2 separate regions of the Homo sapiens genome follow, and region 2 is linked to region 1. Evidence: chromatin loops called from intact Hi-C (ENCODE). Cell type or tissue: Calu3. All regions are shown on one strand. Links, peaks and the distances in the headings refer to the core of each region. The heading gives the core; the rest is flanking DNA.

The links. Hi-C counts contacts between places; a loop is a spot of excess contacts. Peaks named below come from ENCODE experiments on the same cell type or tissue, not always from the same donor. Only the 100,000 strongest peaks of a DNase experiment are listed, where the experiment ranks them.
Region 2: it touches region 1 in a loop (2.6-fold over the local background); 1 of 110 quality-filtered maps calls a loop at or near these places.

Annotation. Positions count from the first base shown.
Region 1 is chr6:81,443,560-81,451,847 of GRCh38, forward strand. It overlaps LOC105377871 (a long non-coding RNA gene), which reads right to left. Exons shown (of 5, transcript XR_007059658.1): 5 at 1,683-2,501. Among named protein-coding and RNA genes, the nearest start is that of TENT5A, 300 kb to the right of the region's middle. RefSeq lists an enhancer at 7,806-8,288. In Calu3, for the core only: no CTCF peak of the experiment used is centred there; no DNase peak of the experiment used is centred there.
Region 2 is chr6:81,557,471-81,565,758 of GRCh38, forward strand. No RefSeq gene overlaps it. Among named protein-coding and RNA genes, the nearest start is that of TENT5A, 190 kb to the right of the region's middle. In Calu3, for the core only: no CTCF peak of the experiment used is centred there; a DNase peak (open chromatin) is centred at 3,761.

The DNA.
Region 1 (8,288 bases), core at 1,194-6,193:
GGGAACAGCTGGACTAGTCTCTCTACCTCAATTTACTTCACAAAAATATGGTTTTCAGCTTTTGAGAAAGCCTATTTTCCTTTAGTACACATTGTCCTGTACAAATTTAAGAATAAGAAGATATTGCCATTTGTACCTTAGAATCAGTTATATCTACACACTGGCTTTAATATATTGAAAAATGTATTTTTTATATTGTGAGCATTCACAGTAAACAGCTGAAGTAAAGAGCTATGGTGACTTCAGAACATGTCGCCTTCTTAAACTTTGTGATTTGATCTTATGCCATCTTGGCAATATTTTCTGCATTATGTTGTTAATTTTTGTGACAATAGGCATATTTCACATTAACATATTTCACGTAAACTGGAATTGGATTAAATGATTAAAACACCATTAACACTGTCATCTACTGACTAGCCAGTTAGCAAGTTACCAGCAACACATTCAGAAGATTAGGTCTAGGAAATCAAATAGCTATTACTAGGCATAACAGAACCAAAGGCAAACATTCACATTTCTTTATATAACCAGGTCATAGGTTGTTTCTGTCAACTGAAATGTTTTTCCTGCTAAGCCCATGGCTATTGTCTTTGCTTCCAGGTCTCATCTTTGTTACCTCCCCTGTAGCACCTTCCTCAACCATACTAGCTAAGTTAGCCTCACATCCCTGTTATTCTCAATCATGGCACCTTTATTGCTTGTTTCTTTTATATTAGTATCACAAGTAGTAATACTAAATATATGTTTGTTTAGTTTTTGTTCATCTGTGTTTCCAACTTGCAAACTTTGTTAATGGAAAAACACTTTCAATTAACAGAGTAGATATCTAGCATGGTAGTATCTGCTTCATAATAGACAAACAATAAATATTTAATAAGTGAGTGGACAAATACATGTGTATATGTTCTTCAAAAAACCTGTAAGAATAGACAATAATCTCTATTTGTGGAGTTTTAATTCATTTTCATTTTTATCTTTATGGATTTCTGCATTTTTTTAGATTTTCTATATAAAAATATATTTATCATAATAAAATTTTCAGGCTTTAAAAATAGGAAAAGCAGATAAATAAAAATGAATACAATTAATAAATTAAAAATAAAATAAAATCAATAAAATATATAAATAAAATAAAAAATACATAAATAAAATTAATCTCCAAAAGAAAAAACAAAATTTAAAGAAATTATAGTATTTTGAAAGCAATTATTATATAGCAGTGATCATAAATTATATATTTCCTGACTAAAAGATTAAATCCATTATTAAGCTGAACCAAGTTTCATAGTAGAGTGATCCCTCTCTGTACATTTTCTGTATTGCCTTTTTTTGGCTCCTAGAAATAAGATAATTCTTCCCAAATAGTCCTTGATATCACTGAAAATTTGACAATTTATTATTAAAGCACAAAAGCTAATACTCTGCTGATGTTGTGTCAAGAAAATCAACACAATGAATAATTCCAGCTCTAAAATGGTATTATATCCTGCTAGTATGTGATAAGGCTAAAGACCTAGAAGAATCTAGGACAAATTGCAACTAAATCCCCACCCAACCACTTTCCTCCACCCATTTCCCATAAAACCTGCCCCAGGAACACTTGTCCATTTTTCTTCAAATCATTTGTCAGATTCCCCCAGTGAACTCCTGAGTATTTGAATACTCAAACATGAGAAAGATTAAGCAAATGTGGTTTTAATATTGGCTTGGCAAATCACATATGAAGAAAAATAGAAAGGGTCATTCTGAAAATTAATCACAGATTATTGGGTAGCAAACAGTACAATGCCACACTTAACTTTAGTTGAGCCAGACAGAGCACAAATATTTGACTTTTTAAATCGACAGTGATACAGAGTCTAGAGACATATGGAAGAAAAATTGCTCAGTTTTCGGTCCTCTTTTTTTTGCCTACTATTGCTGTCAGGGTAGACACTGGTGATTTATTTTAAGCTGAATTTCACTCAATCAGCAAGAAGCCATAAATTAATGTTAAGATAATACACATTATGCTGAGCAAATTACTTTCAAATCAATGAGATCAATGAGTATGTTGTAACTGATATGTCTTAATTATCAATATTTCTGTTCATGTCACTTTCAGTTTTCCATTACATACCACATATCCTATTTCAAACCAAATGCATCTTAAATCAAGCTAAAAATATTTAAACATTTTAGGATAGATGTTCTCCACTGACTTTTATTAATAAGTTACAGGCACTGAAAACCAAAAGAAGCAAGTCCATGTGTACTATGTCTACATGTTTGATATAGTTTATGGCAAAAACTAAATATTTTCTGATTAGGCCATTTTTTTTTATTTTCAAGTTTCTTTATATCCTAAGCCAGCTCTTCCAAGATGTGGAATATTTCCAAAGTTACTATAGGCATGCTCTTCTGTGAAAGTATTTCTTTCCTATAAAATGAGCCAATAGTGATTCTTCAGTCTTTCATGATGAAAGCAGCACTGAGAACCATTCTTTACAACCTGTCTCCTACAAGAGAAGAGAGAAAAGATAAGAGACAAAACTATTAGAGTCCTGTAAACCAAATATTCTTTTATGATGTGTTCTATTCAGCATCAGTTAAGCGAAACTCACACTGAAGACTACCAAGGGGAAAAGAAAGCATTCTTCTTGCCTGGAAATTAAGCTATCTTATGCCAGATATATGAGGAATGTATTCTCTACCAGGAGAAGAACAAACTCAGAAATTCACAAGTCATTATTGTTACCTAACTTTACAATGGATTTCAATTCTTCCTAAGAAGGATGTGTTCTTTGTATCCTCACATATTCAGTCAGATTTATTCCCACTGGGTCTGTAGTAGCCAAATCTTGCCTTTTGAACTTCTAAAATAGTTTCTTATAAGTATTTTTCAACTTCCTTAACTGCAGAATTTCCTTTTCAAATGCTAGAATGTTCCCATTTTAGGATTGCGTGCTACTCTATCTTCACTGATAGTAGTTCAAAATAAAAACTTGTTATTTGTCTAAAGTCTTTGACTAAAGAAGAAGAAATATCGAGAAAAGAGTATTTGCATCTGACATCACCAAATTACTAAAGGCCAACATTTGTATCTGTTAGATAACTCATTTATCTTTCACTTACATATTACTGTAAGCAAAATATATCAACACATGTTTGATCAGGAGATTGAGAAATATTTACTTTACTGGGATAAGTCAGGGTAAATACTCTTTGACTAAAATATTGGCTCAAAAACATGTATCTTGGAATAGTTCCAGATTTTGGAGAAAATTAATTTATCAGAGAATATCCATGCTTTCTCAGGTACAGATTTTCATTAGGAGGAATTTAATATATTCCAAGAGCTTTTGTCCCCTATTAAGAGTTACATGTTAGCATCAGGTTTCATGGGCCCTCCTCAACATACACAAAAAGGCAGTTAGTATCACTTAGTAGTTACCCAATGAGGTTAGAGCTGATTATTCTCTTCCTCAAAGAGGAGATTAAACTCTTTCATAGATAAAAAGCCACAATGACAAAAAAAAATCTATATATGAGCAATGTTACACAGTCTTAGAGCTCTTTACAACAGTAAGCTTTAATGCCAATCCCCTTCAAAAAAAAGGGAGTGGGTTAGATTTCTTACCTGCTCAGTTCACTTTGTTTAATGCTAAATTCCCACCATTTAATCCAAAATAATATAGTTGCAGTCCTTTTTATTTAGTGAAAAACCTTAAATGGTTCCCATTAGAAATTTATATATGTGTATGTATTAACACCTAAACTACAATTTTCCTGTATTGTTTCCAAACTACTTCCTTACTTGTGACATAATTCCTCCTGCTTCCTTTTGGTATGAATAAGAAGACACTGGTAGCAAGGCCCTAGGCCAGTGCCTCATGTTTCTGAATGGACTCAGCCCTGAGCATTGTGGGAGACATAATCTGACAGGGTACCAAATACCTTGGGAAAAGTTGTTAACTATGGACAGGGAACAAGGACTACTTAGGTTTCACACAGGCATCCAGTAAATCATTATTAAAACCCGCTGGTACAAAGAACTTAAAATTTTTAATTTATGTCCTAGTTTGACCTTATTAGTTTATAAATATTGGCATGTCACCTGTCTCCATTCTTCTGTTTTTTCATTTTTCAATTACAAAGACATGTGTTCTGCCTGCGCCCCGTAGACATTCGGCACACCTGGGCCCCTGTTGCAACCTCTGGGCTGTTGTTAACATATAAGGAGATCATGTTCCCAAAAGTATTAGGAAAATAATTAAGTGCTATACCAGTGCAAGTGGGATTTTTTCCCACAAGTCACTGTGCTAGGTGCTATGATAGATACAAGGAATTCACAACCTAGCAAGGAAGATAATGCAGGTATTGAGGGGGTGATACAAAATAATTAGCAGTACATGGGAACCAACCAGTCATAGAGTGCCAGGGAATACCACCTAAATATCAGTCCTAAATGTCATATCAAAACAATGTATTATAAAGCACAAAGAGAAAGATCTTGATTCTTATTATGTTCATACTGTTTGTGATCTACTCTTTCATAAGTTATATATTGTCACTTCTATATTATAATGGCTGAATTCAAGCTTGCAGACAAAGGGTAAAGAACTAGTCTTTCTAGCTAACACCTGCTAGTCAATGGTCCAATTCAGCAGTATTCCATCTCTGTTTGTATAGCAATGTCTATTTGTGTAGTTAATAAAATATTCAACTGCATTTTGACTTACTGTTTTATACAAGTGGTAAAATATATAAAAAGAAACTAAAATTAGGAAGCATTGGGCCAGGCATGGTGGCTCACGCCTGTAATCCCAGCACTTTGGGAGGCCGAAGCGGAAAGATCACGAGGTCAGGAGATTGAGACCATCCTGGCTAACATGGTGAAATCCCGTCTCTACTACAAATACAAAAAAATTAGTTGGGTGTGGTGGTGGGCACCTGTAGTCCCAGCTACTCAGGAGGCTGAGGCAGGAGAATGGTGTGAACCCCAGAGGCAGAGCTTTCAGTGAGCCGAGATCGCGCCACTGCACTCCAGCCTGGGTGACAGAGCGAGACTCCGTCTCAAAATAAATAAATAAATAAATAAAAATAAAAGAAGTATTGGTCTCACATTCAATAAAATTTATGAAAATACATTATCACATGTGCAAAAATTTTAAATTATAGTTTAGACATCTATAAAATAAACTGTCTTAGAAAATTAAGACAATAAACCAGATACTCAACTGTTAAATAAGAGAATAACATGCTTGGAAAATATTATCAAGATCATCATGTACTAATTAACTATATTATAAATTTTATTTATAATATACTTATAATAACCATATAGTTATTATAATATGAAACTATATTATAAATAGTAAAATTTATAATATAGTTGGCACATTGGGAATGAAACATTTAATCCTGTTTTTTGACTTCTAGTACCATTGATTTTTTAACATGTTTTCAATAATGCATTGTGTGTAAAAGTAGGAGAAAACTGATAGAAAAGTGTTGTGACAATTGGCAACAGAAATACATTTATAGATGGGAGGATAAAAGCTAAGTCTCAGAAAAGAACTAGAATTCGAACTTATGAAAATGAGGAGGACATTCTGGGTGGAGAGAGCTACTTAATCAAAAGTTTTAAGGTGGAAAAATACAGGGCATATATGAGGAACAGTCAGTCCCTGTTCCTGACAAGAGAAGGTGATGCTTTCTGGAACAAATCAAAAATAGAAAATTATAGTTAAGAAGTTAGAAATAGCTGCAAAATAGCAAATAAGATTTCAAAAACTCATCCTATCTTTTGTAACCATTCTTTTCGTTCCTGCCTACATATGTATCTTTTCCTGCAGCAAAAGACATTGACCGTCAAAACACATGCTCAGATGTTCACTTTCAGCTTAGAAATATGATACTTAATTTGAGCAGGAGAAATTTAGGGGACTCAAGTCCAAAACACTGGGACCAGCATCAAGTTACTCTGGGTATTAATGCATAAACACTTGCCATTTGTAAAATAAGTAAATTGTGAATCTTAATTTTGGCCTTCTGAACTGGCTCCTGCAAGTTGGGTCTCAATGGTAACATGAACCTGTCTTATTCCATGGTCAGAGTCACTTTTTTGATTACTTTCCTACTATAACCTGACTAGTGCTCCAAACCACTGGAACAGAGTTAGAATAGAGTTGTGTTTTTCCCTTTGTGCAGCTCAGCAATTTAGATCCTGTTACATGAATCACGGTTTTTATAGTACCAACTGCCTTTCTGTACCCAAGGATCTCTGACTATCACAGACTCTTAGATTCCCATAGCTTTTCTTTGCAAATTTGTTGACCCCCAGTTGTTCTCACTTGCTTGGTCATTGTGACCATTGCCTGGTCCTGAATCTACCATATTCTTTCTGTTCTGGCCTTTTTTCTGGGGACGATCACCGTTAATTCAGTCCAGTACTATGTCTTACTGCCCTAAACTGCTACAATTAATAGGGGTCATTTTCAGCCATGAACTAACAGATGATATATGTCTTCCTCCCTTTTTCTAACTTTTTGTATTTTAAAAAAATATAGTGAACACATTGTACCTTTTTTTTGAAGTTTCCTTGATAAACTACTAACCTCTTGCTATTTTTAGGAAAGACACTAAAATTACACTTACCCTTTAAAAAAAGGTTGTTGAGATGTGAACAAATGTATATCATTCAAACAAATGTATATCAATAAAAGAATCAGAAGCTGGGTTTTCAGATCACTGCCACTGGATGGCACATTGCTCTGTCAGTGACAGGACAGTTTCTGCACTTGTGTTTCCGGGGACAGTCCTTACTCAGAGTGCAGAGGTGGACATAATTGATTGCATGTGTTTTACAAGTACATGATCATACTGCAGGGAGGGAGGGTGAGTCAGTTGCTTGACCAAATTACTGAACCTACTCTAGCTGAAGGACAGAGAGTAGGCACTAAGAGCGCAGCAAAGAGAGTAAGACATACTGCCTCCTTCCACAAACATTCAAGAGTTGTGACTGGCAATCCTGGCTGAGGATCAAGGTTAGCTTGGAAGCTTTTAAAAGCAACAGATGCCCAGGCTATAACCCGAGAGTCTTGGAGTAAGGGTAGAAATTGTGACAATAAGTCAGAGTTGAGATTCATTGCTTTATGGTCAAATTGGGGAGTAAGCAAAGATTTATGTAATCAACATTCAAAGACAGGTTAATATGCACACCAGCCTGCAATGTTTGGTTTGAACAAAAACAAAACATGTGGGAGTTTAGGGAATTCTACTGTATAGATTGCCATTTGTTGTTCTTCATATCAGTTCAGAATTATCCAAACATTGTATAAATTAATAAATTCCAAAAAAATAAAATAAAATTTTAAAAACCTCAATTTTTTAAAATTACACATTTCAGAGCCCTACCATGGCCCCACTGCACCACAGTTTTCAAGAAAAGACCCTGGGAAACTGAATTTTCACAAGTGTCCCGAGGATTCTTATCATCAAGGAAGACTGGAAAACACTGATCTGGATACTGAAGATGCGGGACTTTGAATGGTCTGTTATATGGGGCTTGTGTGCAGGTGACAAGCACATCATGACCCATAAAATCGTGAGTGGCATACCTGAGCATGAAGTTCTTCCATCACTTGTACTGCAGTCACTCAGACCCCTCACACTCCGTCGACTATTCCAATCCCATTCCTACTTCAGGGACTTTGCACTTGCTCTTGCCTAGTCAGCAAACTCTTTTCCTAACTCTTCAAGTGATTAAATTCTATTCATCTTTTGCTACATTCTCAAAATAGTCTTCCCAGCTCTGCTCAGTTAAACCAGGTTTCCTGTTAAAGTCTCCTTGCGCTTTTTACTTTTCTTTATAATAATCATTGCTTTCGTGGTTATCATAATCTTGTGATAATGTTTTGGTATCTGTCTCCTGCACTAAACAGTAAGTTCCTTTGTGGTAGGGCATTATTCAGATGTTCACAACAGTATCCCCAGTTTATTGCCACAGCCAGTCTCATTAAAGACCTTATAAGAATGTGTTGAGTATATGAATAAACAAATGCGTACATCAACAAATGAATACATGAATGAATAAAAGTACTCAGTGGACGCATGTAAAGATAGAGCAAGGTAGCAGGGTGAGATTTACTGAAATGATGGAGACGAATATGTGCAGAGGTGAAAAGCCACTCATGGAGTGACAAAGATTGTGCTGGGCCCCAAAGCAAACAGCAAGGAGACTGGCACAGCAGAGAGGAGCAGAAACATGCCAGGTGGGCAGCAGTCTCTGCAGATACCCTGGA
Region 2 (8,288 bases), core at 1,163-6,162, 110 kb after region 1:
GTGTTATGCCATGCAACCAACCTGATAATATGAATCATAACAGCTCAGGTGAGTTCATATATAACCTTATCTCATGCATGTCATCTCACTTCATCTCCTTTCATGCCCTGGCTCAGGTCTTCAACAATACTGCAGTAACCACCTACTGCAGCTCATTCCTTCAGTTTCTAGCCTCCAAGTTAGAAACTTCTTGGTTCATTTTTCAAAGTGCTACTATTCATCCCTGTAAATCACACCCTGGTCTTGTCTCTGACTTATTAAAATAAATTCAACGATTTTCTACTTCCCATAAAGTAAAGTACTAAAAACATGACTTCTAACACACATTTCAAGAAAATTACAACATAATGCAAGCCAAGCATTCATGGAAAAGAATGCTAAGATAAAAGTTAAAAAGATTAGATAGGTAGATAGATATGTAAATAAAATAGATGTGAAGGCATTTCTGTATAATTTTAAGAGATGTTGTTTCTTGTTTTGTAAGGAGGAGTAGGATGTTTAGCAAGAAAGTGATATGATGCAATTTGAATTTTAGGGGCATTGCTCAGGCTACCATGTACATAAAGGGAGGAAAAAAAGGCACTGGAGGAGACATTGGATAGGAGCATATCTCAGTTAAGTTCAGGTAAGAGATGATAAGAGGGTGGAGAGAAGGAGATCGAATCAGCAGCAGAATCAAAGTTACCTAATGACTGATTAGAGAAGTAGAGAGAGGAAGCCAAAAAAAAAAAAAACAAAAAAAAAAACAGAAAAGGACTCTGAGGTTACTAGTTTAGATGACAAAGGTATGGTTTTTACCAGTAACAAAAATGTGAGATATTAGTGGAAGAACAGATTTGGTGGAGTTGGAAATACTGGGTGATTAGTGATGGGGCATGGTAGGAAGAGCAAACTGAGCTTAGTTTTGTATTTGTTGGGGTTGACAGTCCGGTAAAACACTCAGAGAAGGTATTTAATGTGGAAGTATTTAGGCAATATCCTGTGTGTGCTTTTTAAAAATCGTTGTGTAGAGCCCAGTAGATTTTCTTTAGTTCTCAGTGTATATTTCTTAAATGAATGAACAACTATGAATGAGGGAATAAATAAGTGAAGGATTGCACTGAGATAGGCAAAGAGCAGAGAGGGGTTTTTTAATTTAATTTTATTTATTTATTTATTTATTTTTACATCTATTTCATTCTCTAGATGGCTCAGGAGCACCTCAGGGACAGCAAGGCCCTATGACAGCTCCTTAGCAGTATACCCTGTATTATAACTGTTATCAAGTAGCCATAAGCCTCATTTCATTTATTTGAGACATGCAAAGGGCTAGCAAAAATGAGATTTTCACTGATGAACTTCAGTTGTCAATATATGTACAAGATCATGCTAAGAGAGGCAAAAAAAGGATTCTTTGTAAGCTGCCCCTGATGTTCCATGAGCTTAGAAATCTGCCCTTACTTTGCATCTTCTTCACTTCTTCCCAGTCTTTTAAAATTTCATTTACTTTCTTTGGCTATTATTTTGTCCTTCTCTCTTTGCTTTCCTGTTTATTAACTTTACTTAGTCTTCTTCTGATTCTTCTCATAAATATCACTCATCATATTTTAGAGATTGAGAAAACTTGTAGTAAGATTAGCTGGTCTTCGTGGAAAGATTCAAAAGCAGTTTAATTCCATCAAAATGGAGAAAAAGGGATTTTAAATTTGGCATAGAGTTACAAGGCATGCAACTTAAATGTGTGTAACATAACTACCATGGAATCTAAGTTTTTTTTAAGTTTTAAAAAATTTCAATAGTGATGGCTTTAATTATCTTGTGGTGGGAACTAGGAATTTTGGTCTTTAAAGAGTCTGCTTCAAAAAGATGTATAATATTTCAGATTCATACTCAAGCCTGAAAGAAGAAACAGAATGTTTCTAATAGGCTAAATGTTCCAACAACTGATAATAGATGAAGTCATTGTCTTTGATTTTGGCTTGGGAAATAAGTATTATGTCTTGAAACTGGTGTCTATATTACTAAAATTGATAAATATTTGAAGAACTTAGGAGGAAAATCACTTGGTACATAACCCGCACTCAGTAAATATTTGTTAAATTAATAAATTCAGCCTCAGAGTACAAGAGTGAATAAATGCTAGCTCTGCCTGACTAAATGATCATAAATTCAGTTAAAGCGGATTCAGAATTAGTATGATTCTTTTTTTCTGAGGTAGTACAGTAAGGTGGAAAAGAACACAGACTTTGGAGAAGAAAAGCCTTTGATTCAAATTACACCTCCAGTTCTTATTAGCTGTGTGACGATAAACTGTTTAATTTCCCCAAACCTCAGTTTTTTTCTTTCAGGAAAAAGAGACCTTTTAATATCCAGAATCTACAATGAACTCCAACAAATTTACAAGAAAAAAACAAACAACCCCATCAAAAAGTGGGCAAAGGATATGAATAGACACTTCTCAAAAGAAGACATTTATGCAGCCAAAAGACACATGAAAAATGCTCATCATCACTGGCCATCAGAGAAATGCACATCAAAATCACAATGAGATACCATCTCACACCACTTAGAATGGCGATCATTAAAAAGTCAGGAAACAACAGGTGCTGGAGAGGATGTGGAAAAATAGGAACACTTTTACACTGTTGGTGGGACAGTAAACTAGTTCAACCATTGTGGAAGTCAGTGTGGCGATTCCTCGGGGATCTAGAACTAGAAATACCATTTGACCCAGCCATCCCATTACTGGGTATATACACAAAGGATTATAAATCATGCTGCTATAAAAACACATGCACACATATGTTTATTGCGGCACTATTCACAATAGCAAAGACTTGGAACCAACCCAAACGTCCAACAATGATACACTGGATTAAGAAAATGTGGCACATACACACCATGGAATACTATGCAGCCATAAAAAAGGATGCATTCATGTCTTTTGTAGGGACATGGATGAAGCTGGAAACCATCATTCTCAGCAAACTATCACAAGGACAAAAAACCAAACACCGCACATTCTCACTCATAGGTGGGAATTGAACAATGAGAACACTTGGACACAGGAAGGGGAACATCACACACCGGGGCCTGTTGTGGGGTGGGGGGAGGGGGGAGGGATAGCATTTGGAGATATACCTAATATTAAATCATGAGTTAATGGGTGCAGCACACCAACAAGGCACATGTATACATATGTAACTAATCTGCACGTTGTGCACATGTACCCTAAAACTTAAAGTATAATAAAAAAAGAAAAGAAAAGAAAAGAAAAGGAGACTGCAGCACCTATGTCTTTGGGTGAGGGTCAAATATGATAGTGAATTAAATCATTTACACAGTAATGGTCATGTAGTACATGATAACTATTGCTATCATCCTAAGCAAAAATGTAAATTTATCACAGTATCTCACTTCTCTTAAACAATAACAACAGAATAAATTCAAATTTTCTCTTGACAAAGAATGGAGGATACTGTATGCTATTGCCTTTTCAATTGTTAACAAATCAAAAGTGGTTTGCTTTACACATACTGACTTTCAAGGCTTTTTCTAGGGTACTTGGGGTTAGCATCACATACCTGAATTACTCAGGGGAATTTAAGTCAAATAAGAAGATCCTTACTCAGAGACAGCGCAGGTCTACTGATTTCTAGGACCTAGACTGAAGAAAAGTGTCATGTTGAATGAATTTTATGGATGCTATTGATGAGCATGGACAGCTAGAAAGTCCTTGAAGAGGGTAGGCAGCATGAGTCATCACTCTCAGAGTGACCTTTTCTGCAAAGGTGGACAACAGGTGTGGGATTCATGCAAATAATAGAAAAGGGTGACTCACTGCTTTTTAATTTAGACTACATTAGCGGGTAGGAAGGTTCCAATTCAGAAAAGAGACAAAGCCTCTATTATTTCTTTGGCAGCTCTTTTTGTTTGTTTTTGAGCCTGCTTATCTCCCAAATTAGATAAAGTAACAGAAATAGAGGGAAGGTTCATAGAGAGGCTTAGATAAGAGAAATGCCTGTGAAAATTCTGTCTGAAATAGGGCAAAAAGCTTCCCTGACTGAGTGTGATTCACCCTGTTATAAATTGGACAGAAGAAGAAACAGGACATATAATAGCTACTTTCTTTTTATTTCAAAAAGACATAGATACATTATTTTTCTTTTTCATCTTATAGTCCACTAATGCTGGAGGTATTTTTTAATATTTGGAATTTTTCTATCACCTAGCGAATCTACTAAGACTCAATCTCTTCCTAAGCAAGTAAGACTTGAGACATTGTATTTTCCCTTTCAATTTGTTACCTTAATTTTGGTAAATAATTGTAAAGACTACAATAGTTAAAATGAGAAGGAATTTAAATGGTAACAGATAATGGCGAGCAATGAAGTGGCACAGTGATGTCTAGAAAGATTGCATTATTGTGGGAATAACAGAATGAAACTATACAGCACTGCTATGTGACAGCTCAAGTCCAGCGCAGGCTAACAGCAGTAACTAAACATCATAGGAACACTTTATCCTTCACTAAAAGTATTTAGTGCTTTTAATCAGCTCAAATAAAAGAGTCTCATCACTCCTTGAAAATACATGACAAGAAGGAGCTCTTAGTTTTTGTAACTGTATATTTTATGGAGAAGATGCAAACACTTTAGAGTTTCCCCCAAGTGTGAAAGTGTTGTCTTTTTAAATAGGCAATTAAAAAAAGGAAGCCTGGCTTAGTTATGACTATGTAGTTCTCTCTGATTTGTATTTTCTACCAGCAACTTTGTAGTCAGCTGCAATTACAATTTGAAATTGTTTGCTCTTATCGTCATCATTTGACCCTTCTTTCTGAACTCAGTCCAGCACTTTTCTTATCGATGTATGAGATACCATAAATTAGAGTTCTAGGAGCCCTTCATTGACTTGTTTGGAGAGGCTGTTTAAGGGGATTGAGTCTAGTGTGAGTTTCTGGCACCAGCAACTTGGTATGTTATGACTCAGTGCACAGAAATCATAAAAGACTGCTTCTCTCCCACTGGTCTTAAAAGGAGCTCAAAGTCCATGTTAGAAATAGTCATGCTTCTGAAAAATAAAGAGATTATCAAAATGCAGTAAAAACATAAAGACTTACAAATAAAAGTTGGTCTCAAATTTTTAGAATATAGAATTTTCTTATTGTATGAGTAACTACTGCAGTACAGTTTCCCTCAAACTACACACCACATAGATATGTTTCCAGAAGTTTTCTGAGAATAGAATCCAACAGAGAAGTTTATCCCAAAGCAAAGCTATCAGTTCATATATTGTTCCAGTTTCCATGCTATATTCACTAAATATCCATCTCTAAGGCAATACTTTGCTCCTTGCTGGTAGGATACTAGGAGACCTGAATAGATGAGTAGAAACAAGTTGTTTATAATGATATATTATATGTTGAATACAGCTATGTGCAAATAATTTTAATTTGTAAAAGTTACTATTTTGGGAATTAATAACTGTAGTTTATGGATTCTAAGTATGATAAATTATACTAATAGTCCTGGTAAATTTTTGTGGTAGGTTTTAATTCCCAGATAAAAGAGGATATTGAATAGAGTGAAACCTACCCTGGTAAATCCAGAAATAAGTCAACAAAATAAATAAAAAGAAGATTAGAATTAGAATATAAACAACTCTATCTTTCTTATATCCTCCAATCTTTATTGGCTTTAATAGTTCACAGATGAAAGGTTTGTGTTAAAATATACCACGCAAGCCTCAAATAAAGTTCGTTAACATCTAAAATTGTCATCCAGTAAGTCAAAATCAATAAAGCCCAAAAAATCAACGCTCCAAAAAGATGCCAAAATAAATGGTTTGATATAGGTACAACATAAGAGCTTCTTCCAGGTGATCTCTGGGGAGAAAAAGAAACAAAATTGGCAGCCTAGAGTTGCCAATTAGCAGGTTGGTTATATGAGAAATTGTGTCAGAATGTAAAATTTCCAGTGATTTATCAAAGATCCAGGAACACTCTTCCTCTTAGAATCATTAATTAATTGTGCACGTGTTTGTGTATTTGGTATTGTTGAGCAACTGTGTTTTGTCGTTATTTGAAAACTACAATCTCGTCTATAATTAGGAATTCCCACAGTTCTTTAAACATCTGTTCTGCAGAAATTGCACTCTAATGTTTTCTAGTAATGTTTTTAGTTTCCCAAAAAGGATTATCATTCAAATAAAAATGGACCCAGTTCTAAAATTTAAAAATTAAAATATATGCTATTATTTTAATCTTTAAGCATGTCTATATTTTACTGCTGTCATTATTATTATCTAGAAATAGTTTTTATTTGTTTGCTTGCATTGTTTTTGTTTTTGTTTGAGATGGAGTCTCACTCTGTCACCCAGGCTGAAGTGCAGTGGTATGATTTTAGCTCACTGCAACCTGTGCGGCCCGGGTTCAAGCAATTCTCCTGTCTCAGCCTCCCAAGTAGCTGGGATTACAGGTGCCTGCCATTGTGCCTGGCTAATTTTTGTATTTTCAGTAGAGACAGGGTTTCACCATGTTGGACAGGCTGGTCGTGAACTCCTGACCTCGTGATCCACCTGCTTCAGTCTCCTGAAGTGCTGGGATTACAGGCGTGAGCCACTGCACCCAGCCTAGAAATAGTTAATACAATATTAAATAAGACTGAAATATGGGAGACAATACTCTTTGAAGAGAATAAGAGCTATTTCTAAACCTGGTCTTTTTATCTTTTTTTTAATAGGAAATTAAATGCCCTTGATCTAGCATGATTATTATATTTTTCCTTATTTACACTTATAACTAAGAGAATTGAAACATTTTGCCAAATTCAGAGTGCAAGTGACCATGAGCCATTTTCCCAGTTTCCTATCAGTATTTGTGGAAACTGATGACAATTAAACCTAATAAAATTTAAATTATTATTGTTGTTATGTAATTGAACTTTTCATTTTAAGATAATTGTAGATTCACTTCTGGTTGTAAGCAATAAAATAGAGAGGTTCCCTGTAAACTTTATACAATTTTCCCCAATGGAAAAAAAAAAAACACAGAAGTGTAGTATATCTCAAGCAGAATATAGATGTCAGTGCAATCGATTGATTTATTCAGATTTCCCCAGTTTAACTTGTTCTTGCTTGCATATGTGTGTGTGTGTATTCAGTTCTGTGCAATTCTATCACATGTGTAGATTTGTGTATTTAATACCACAGTCAGGATACAGAACAGCTCCATTAGCATAGGGATTCCTCATTGTGCCCTTTCATTACCACATTCACCTTCGGGCCCCTCACCATGCTTCACCCTCTTTAATTTTGTCATTTCAAGAATGTAATGCAAATGGAATCATGCCTTATGTATGATAATGGCTTTGTCTACCTGCAATAATTCTCTTGAGACTCATCCAAGTTGAATGTACCAATATAATTTTAAAATGTGGAGTCTATTAAGTAATATTGGAAGACAAATGTGATCATAATCTTAATACATTTTTAGGATCACTAACTAAGTTTTTTCTTCTTTGAATGGTCCAGTTTAGTGTTTCTCAGTCACCTAGGAGGCTTGTTAAACTAAAGCACAGCTTGCTGAGCCCACCCATAGTGTTTCTGATGAAGTAGTCTGGAGGCCCTGAGAACTGATCCACTTATCTAAAAACATCACAGTGAGGATGATGCTACTGACCTCACTTTTAATAGCGCTGCTTAAAATTAATAATTAGGAGCTCATTATCATTCTAATTTGAAATATTGTTCTAAAATAATTCATTCTCACTCTCTTATTACCAGGAGTGGTGGATCTAGGAAAAACGGTGACACATTCCACAGGATTCTCAAGAATCCTCCATTGTGCCTGGGAGGAAAACAGTCTCTAAATCAGATACTGAATAAGAAAATAGAAAACAGGCAGTTTACAAAAGAGGAAATATTAATTGTCAATAAGTGCATGAAAAATGTTTCTCAGTAGCAATTAGGGATATGCAAATTAAAGTAATGAGCTTGTAACTTAGCCTATTGGCAGATATTTCAAACTTTGGTAACACGACACATTGGTAAAAGAATAGAGAAGCATGTAGCTGTAATAGTTAATAGGCACAGCTCCTTGAATCGGCAGTTTTTCCTAACTATTAATATTAAATGTGCCTTATGGCTTAACTACTGTAATTTCAGATCTCTACCCTATAAAAAGAAACAAATACACGCCCAAGGGCAGATTATAAAGGGATTTGTTGCAGCTTTTTGAAAAATTAAACCTACCTAAATGTCCATCAATAAAAATAAAACTAATTAATAGCATTTAGCAGTTTCTAGAAAAC